2 separate regions of the Mus musculus genome follow, and region 2 is linked to region 1. Evidence: chromatin loops called from intact Hi-C (ENCODE). Cell type or tissue: left cerebral cortex. All regions are shown on one strand.

The links. A loop is a pair of places that touch in the nucleus more often than their neighbours do. Peaks named below come from ENCODE experiments on the same cell type or tissue, not always from the same donor. Only the 100,000 strongest peaks of a DNase experiment are listed, where the experiment ranks them.
Region 2: a loop joins it to region 1, with 2.2 times the contacts of the local background. A loop is called at or near these places in 1 of 42 quality-filtered maps.

Annotation. Positions count from the first base shown.
Region 1 is chr19:26,321,829-26,325,828 of GRCm38, forward strand. No RefSeq gene overlaps it. Among named protein-coding and RNA genes, the nearest start is that of Gm34808, 180 kb to the right of the region's middle. In left cerebral cortex, no CTCF peak of the experiment used is centred here; DNase peaks (open chromatin) are centred at 2,055, 2,790 and 3,340; H3K27ac peaks cover 489 bases.
Region 2 is chr19:26,259,592-26,263,591 of GRCm38, forward strand. It overlaps the pseudogene Gm25176. Among named protein-coding and RNA genes, the nearest start is that of 1700048O14Rik, 220 kb to the left of the region's middle. In left cerebral cortex, no CTCF peak of the experiment used is centred here; DNase peaks (open chromatin) are centred at 2,140 and 2,980; H3K27ac peaks cover 1,352 bases.

The sequences.
Region 1 (4,000 bases):
TGCTAAATTCAGTGTATTAGTCAGTCCATGTGTCCATGAATCTATAAGGATTCCATTTAAGCAACAATTTTATGGTCATAGGCATCTAGTCTAACATCTGACACTAACCTATAACCTGTGGGCCTTCTTTCATTCATTTGAACTGGATTTAAGATTTAATTTTTTATTTTGCCTGTGTGTGTGTGTGTGTGTGCACATGTGCATATGATTACAGTACATATAGAGGTCAGAAGATGGTTTTTAAAAATGAGCTGGAGTTACAGACATGTAAGCCACCTGATGTGTTTGCTGAGAACCAAGCTTGGGTACTCTGCAAGAGCAATGTATTCTTCAATGCTGACCCATCTCTCTAGCCCCTAAAAAGAAGATTTCTATATTTGCAACATAAGTCATATATTTATCATTAACAAAAAGGTTACAAATTTATCAGGGTTCCTCTGGGCACAGAAGGTTTTAGGACTATCAGGAAGCTGTCGTGAAGAGACAGCTGATGCCCAAGAAGCCAAAGGAAAAGCCATACGGCTCATCAGCACTCTATACATGGAGGCATGAGGAAGTGGCTCCACAGGAGGCTCACTGGGCAAGTACAGTGGACTCAAAGGATTGTTGCCTAACACATCAGCCGCCAAACTGACCTACAAGAAATGTATAAGCAATGAAGGAAAATAGCAAGCCACTGCCAAATTGCTTCTTGTACAGTGTGATGAAGGACCAGCCCTGACCTGAAGCTGGGCAAAGCAATGATTCAAATGTGAAGACCTCCAGCAGAATTTTCATGCTTTGTCCCTTGGCTCTTTAACTCCCTCCCTCTGCCATTACCACCCACAGAAATCCCTAAACTGAAATACGGCACAAGGGTTAAACTTCTGGCTGCTTTCAAGTTTCTGCATGGTAAAAGTTAGAACCCCAGATTTTCAGAGTTCACCATCACATGCATGTTCCGTTCTGGCTCCGTAGCCTCATGTATATCTTCTCTTTCCCAGGACCAAAATACTCTGGACTTCTCTTGGCCTTCTTCACAGCTCAGTGTGTTTGTACATGTTATTCCTCTATCAGGAATATTCTCACACAACTTTATCCTTGGACATTTCTTTCCTTACTTCAGTCTCAGTTCAATGATAATCTTTATGGATCAAAAAAAGAGGAGTTAAAGGAAACTGTGAGATACATATAGATGCTGAGAACCAAACTCAGGTCCTCCGCTGTAGCAGGAGACATTCTTAAGCACAGAGCCATCCACAGGCTTTATAATAAGGATATTCATATGTACAGTTTTCAACTACTAGGGATGAGAATGTTTGTAGTACAACTATATATGTTGTGAATATTTTTGCAGCATTTACTAATAGTAAACTAAAACTAATCCAAACCATCTCAGAGAGAGAGAGAGAGAGAGAGAGAGAGAGAGAGAGAGAGAGAGAGAGAGAGAGAAGGAAGAGGAGGAGGAGGAGGAGGAAGAGGAAGAAGAGAAGAAAAAGAAAAAGTGATACTGTGAGTCACTTTAGAATTTAAATAGACAAACCTAAGAAAGAACAAATTGAAATTCAGCAAAAATCTTAAACCTTGGATAAGACAAATATGAATGTCTTTACTAATGAAATGATTTATGCATGAATAGTGAATGTCTCTTTTATATGTCAGGTACTATGGATACAAGGCAAACAAAGCTGTATTAATATCTCCTGTCAATAAGAAGCCAGCATCCCTGGAGTGTGTTGAGCAAGGGGGGAAAGGTGGAATAGAAGAAAATCTTCTAAGTGAGGAAGAGAATTTTATTTTCTAAATGTAGTCGGGAGCTTTTGTAAGTTTAAAGCAGGGCAATGATTTATAGGCCACTCTGGTTCTTCTTTGGTGGTGGGAGGAGAGTATGAGCTTGAAGCCTGTGCCCAGGTCACTGATGAATGGCAGTCAGAACCATTGCTTGGGCTGTGAAGACAAATTTATGAACCCCACCTTTATGAGTTCTAATTCTATAGATCTGGGGGTGATATGCATGGGTGGGTGGAATTTACATATCTCGAGAGTTGCTGGGTGGTGCTGATGCTGCCACTTTTAGACCACACTCTGAACAACACTGAGTTCTCTAGGAGGGCGTGAACAAAGCCCTGCTTTACCCCTACTACTCTTTTGCACCCCTCCTCCCAATCACAGGTCTCTTCGGCTCTCATGGTGTGTGTGCATGTGTACATGTGTGTGTGCGTGCATGTGCATGTGTGTGTGCATATGCATGTGTGTGATTGTTTGTATGCGTGTGCTTGGATGTGTGTGTGTGTTTGCTTGTTCAGATTGTGTGTTTGTATGCCTGTGTGTGGGCACTTGTGTATGTGCGTTTGCATATGAAAGACCTCCGCATATCCCTGCAGATATACATAAAGATGGGATCCTTATGATATCTAGTGCAACTGGTGCCTTATTTGAGGGAAAATTTGGACACAGAAGCAGGTTCACAGGAAGGACAGTATGAAAGGAGAACCGAGAGCAGAAGGATGTTTCTGTAAGATCAGGGACACTAAGGATCGCTCACAAAACCCAAAAGCCAAGGGCATCATGGAATTTGTTACAGCAGCTTTAGTAAGACTCTAAGGACTCCTCCTGGGATCACTCTTATTATATTGTAACCTTAGCTTTATACTTAGTCTTCATTGTTGCTGAGATCTGCCATTCTTTTTTGGGTCTGCAGCCAGTGGACCAACACCAACACTGCTATGAAACAGACCAAAGGCTCTGAGAACTCAATCAGGATATAAAGCCTCATATCCCCATTTTTCCAAATATGGAGTCCATGCCCTAGTCCGAAAGCAGACAGTCACCAGCTTTAGAATCTATGCCCTATTTTCTTACCATCTTTGCATCCATCAGTTATCCCCGAGCCTGAGTCATAGCCAGTATGTTTGTTGAGTGAATAGCAAATTTAATGAGTCATTCTTTATTTTCCCCTGTGGTAAATGGAAAACTTCTAGGGCCTTTGACCTTCATGCTGTATCTTTTTGTCAATGCCATGAGTGGTTTATTTGGGAAGCATCTGTTTTTGGATCACATTACCCTGTAAATGTATATTGTTAATGAAAGTGATCAGTGCAGATCAAGCTGACATTAACACTGAAGATATGGGGGATTGCTTGGGTGTGCAAATGGAAATGGTTTAGTGCCAGGGGATAATGAAAACATGAGAATTAGGACCGCGTTATTAGACGGAGGGGATGAGACTTGTCATTAGTTCCCACTGCTTCCTGAAGTTATTGTTAATAGCTGTTCAGAGTGAGTTGACGGGAACATGTGGAGACAGAGGAGGAGGAGAAAACAAATGTGTAGACAGCGTCTGCTCGCTGAGATGCGCGGCGTTCAGAATTGATCGCCCTGCAGTGCTTGCTGAGAGGCTAGTGATTTTTGAACTGATCCGTTTCTCCAAACTCACTCAGAGGCACAAGCAGCTGAAAACCACAGATTCCTCTGTGTGCCTGCACCAGGCTTTGATTTCCAATGCAAAGCCAAGTTCATGCTGCCACACTTGGGTGCCAGACCCTGAAGGAAGATGATATGGTTTGGGGTGGGCTTTTTTGTTTTGTTTTGTTTTTGTTTTGTGTGGTTTTTTTTTTTTTTTAAGTTCACAGAGGGGGTGGTTCAATGAAAGTATGCAGACAGAACTTAGTCTATTTGAGTTGCTATAACAGAACACTATAAACTCTTTGGTTTATACACACCCCATAAAATTTTGTCCTCACAGTTTTGGGGACTGGGGAGTCTGTGAATAAGGTGCTGACAGATTGGTGTCTGGGGAGCCCCCACACTCTTGTGGGGATCTGTCTTCTTACTGTAATCTCACACAGACAAGAGGGCTGGCTTTTTGTAGTCTCACCATGCTCCAAATGCCTCATCTCCTACCATCATATATGACCACATGGTGCCTTTCGGGTTGGAGTGGCAGCATGAGAATTTTGTGAGTTCACACAAGCATTCTGATGATAGCACACAACAATGTGTAGAAAGAGGTGCTATGTCT
Region 2 (4,000 bases), 62 kb before region 1:
AGCAGACTCTAACTCAACCCTTCTATTTTGTTCCTGAGATGTTTTCTCCTGAAAGCATAAGTCTTCATTTTCAAGATCTCTCCTCCCTCATTTTGAATCCTTGTTCTCAAAATTTATTCTACTGTTGGACGTTCAATTTCTTACCTGCAAACCTCTTTGGTGCTAACTCTCTCAGGGATACTTATATTTAAACAGGGAAGAAAGCACTAGAATCTCTAGACAGCCATTAGCATCTGTCTGGAAACTAGAATCTCGCCCTGGAGAGATCAGCCAGTCTACTTTAAGAGGGCATTCAGGGCTCTCTGTCTCCATCTGTGGCTGCTGCTTTAGTAGGGATCTTGTACTCACATCCTTCCCAGGAAAGGACGCTTTAATAGCTGTTTTGCCCATAGTCAGATTACTGAGTCTGTCTGCAGATTGTCCTCTTTAGAACCTTTAGAACGGATGCTCTCTATGAGTGTAGACATAGGGGTAAGCACTGTACATGGTAGAGCAAAATGAGAAAGGAAAAGGCAGGCATGTCCTTGCTCACCTATATGAGGCCGTGTTGCTCACAATCTGTTACTATGCGTCGTCTCTCTGTGATTGTTAGAGTCCAGTCATGGGGAGAAGCTATAATTGAGTTAGGCTCTTTCCTAATCCAGTCACAGTTGATCATTTCTCTTATTCTCAAACTTCTGACAGGTGTTAAAGTAAAAGTAATATAACTGCTCTTCATCAGAATATTGGACACCTCGACTTTCAGAAAAATAAGAGAAATACAGAAGAGACATGTTGGAGCTTTGGTAACTGCTAAAGTAGGGACAAAGCAAATGCCAATGGAATATCTCCATATTTTCAATTAGCAATAACCGTGCCTCGGATAAACCTCATTGACTACGATACTGCCACTGCGCAAAGCTCTCCATATTTTCAAATACATCACCAGTCAACTACTACACTTAATTGAAGCTATTCTTGATTGAATTTAAATAATAATTTATTCTGTAACCACTGGATATCATTGCTGCTGATTTACTTAACCCCTACAGAGATAATACATGCTTGCCATTAGGGTACTGCACGTTATATTCTCCTTTTGGAAGCTGGGATATAGAAATGTTCATTTAATTTCATTCTCTTGAAAGTTTTAAATGTGCTAGATATAGAGGACTGAGGTTGTAGTCCCAGAGCATTAATTATAAACTCAAAGCTCTTTGTATGAATGACTTCATTAACCCCCCTCATTAAAAGAGCCTGATGTGGTTTCATTATTGTCATGGTACCATGGGCTTTAGTCCTGTCTGTGGAACTAAGTCTTACAAGTTATCCACTATACATTGCAGTCACTCTACCATGTTACCTCTTCTTCCATCACTTCTGATACTTACAATCTAAGTCCTGGACTTTCTTTCTGGTCTGTGTAAAGTCAGAGATCCAAAGCAGCCCAGGCAAGGAAAACTGAGAAAGCCAGGGGTAAGTGGTCCATGGCTGAGCACTGACCAGTGAGCATCCTGGTCTCTTTTCACTTTCAGACAAGAAAGACCACAGAGACAGTGACACGCACAGTGAAGCTAAGCTTATTTAAACTTCAGATCTACTACTATAGAGTACATCTCTGGATATGTCCAGTGTTTCTTACCCCACACAGATCTACAGTCTCCCATCTCTCTTTAAGGATGCAGGATGGATACAGTCATTTTAGAGGGATGCTTACATAGAAAATGAATGAAATACAATGGAAGCATACTTTCATGAAAGCAAGCCATCAGTTAAGCATCTTGGACATTCACATGACTATCACCCTCAACAACAGGGTACACACAGCCCTGAGATCAGTAAGTTACCTGTGCAATTCCTAACACCAAATCTCTTGCTAGTTTTGATTTTTTTCATTGTAAGTGACACACCTTTGTATTTTATTAGCATGATCTGCTCTTGATTAAAACTTTTCAATACTTTTTGTGATATAGGATCAATATATCATAAAAGCATCATTAAAACATCCCTCTCTTACTGGTTATGAATTGCCTTGTTGGTGATGTAACTACATCTCCCAGAACCCTTTGAGAGACTGAGCCTTAAGATCTGGGCATGTTTCACAGCAGAAAGATGAACACAGCCTAGTTTGGCTCCCTCTGCACAGAAAAGGCACATGGTAGAATAAGAAAAGCAGACATGGTGGGTGTGTCGTAGGTGGGCCTGTCAATGGTGAGTTCCACTGTTAAATGCTAGAAACCGAATTTAACTTCTCTAGGCCCCTTTGCATCTACAAAATAAAATCTGCCTTGCCTAGCTCACAGGATTAATACAAAGGGAAAATAAGACAATACACATGAAATTATTTTGAAGAGAAAATTTGGTTTTCTAGAAGGCAGAATCTTAGGTGGACTTTAGCATGCAGGATGCTCTATGTAGTGTGTCTTTGGGATGTGCATCTGAAAGAAACGAGAAAGGAAAATAATGTCAGGAGAAATTCAGTAGTTATACAACCCACTGAAAACTTCAGCCAGGGTCACAAGAAAATCCAGCGCTACCATGGTCTGCCAAGATGGTCTCAACTTCTGTTGAAACAGCAAACTATGTAACATTGTCACCTGATGTTCACTGGACATCAGATATCTGAGGAGTGGCCTGAGCTTGGGGCAGGTGACCCTCTGCAGCTGAGGAGACAGTGAAGGTTTTCATCTGATAGCATTCACAGCATCTTGGGTAAAATGTCTTTCCCAGAGAGAAAACTTTAATTATAAAGTTACATACATATAAATGATAAATTACAGGGTCTAAAACAGCATGCCCTTATTCTTCCTTACTGTACACTCAAGGAGAAAAACCTTCAGGATTCCTTGATGTCACATTTCTTTTTCGTGAAGGAAACTTACAGGGTGAAGAAAAATGAGAAAACATGATAGCCCACGCTGCTGGAACTGGTCTCAGAACCATTATGCATGTCAGAGCCTGCAGCCTCCTATAGCAGCACCTCTGCTCGCATGGGTGGCTGACCCAGATCCTCAGGCATCGTTTATTGTGAAACTTTATCCCATGACACTTGATTATGCATTTTCTTTCAGCACAAGGCAGTGGAGTACCAAAAGGCACCCAGATAGATCTCATGGTAGTTAAATATAGTCTTATCCTTCCCTGTTGTATAAATGCAACCGTTGAAGGATGGCCAGTTCCCCCTGACAATATAACAACCCTACTTTTCTGCTGGCTTCTAGATACAAGAATTATGAAATGAGCCTGGTTCCCTTCAGTTTAGCTCTATCCTTTGATTAAAATACTCTAACTTGTATGGCCAGGACTGCTAAACCCATAGAGTCCAGTGTGTGAGAGAAAGCATACATTTTTGTTGTTGTTGTTGTTGCTGTTCAACAAAGAGTGATACTATCATAAACTGGGTCCTTTCTGGTCCATACAGTTATAAGGTCAGGCAGGTCCAGCAACAGTCCATTAAGAGAAGGAAGTGAAGTGTCTGAAATAAATCACAAACAGAGCAAGGGGAAATGTAACAGCAAGGAGTGATGGTAACTAGACTATTCCTACTTTGCATTTTCATTCATAGTTTCATGTGTGATGACCATTGGGAACAGAGCTCTGGATGCAGACCTGTGATTCAAATTATCATCCATGTTGCAGGCACCTGCACCTCATCCATATATAAAGTATCTCCTATAGACTAGCTTTTTACCATGCCTTCTGAAATCCATTCATATTTCCCTATGCCTGGGTAAAAAGGTGCAATTTCTGACCACTGTATGATTGTATTTTCTAGTCACTCTGAGTCTTTGCTGTTTGGGGTCCTGGCTATCATATCTATATTGCTCTATGCTGGTAGATCAAAAGCTATAATTGTGTAGATATGTACTGAGTCTTCACAGGCAAGAAAAACATATCTATAACTGAGATATGACTCATTTTATCAATAACTATTAGTCATTCCCAAGGTTAGTTGGTTCATTGGAGTTGGTTCATTGTAGTCAGCTTGAATGCCAAACCGTATCCTAATAGTATCAGCAAC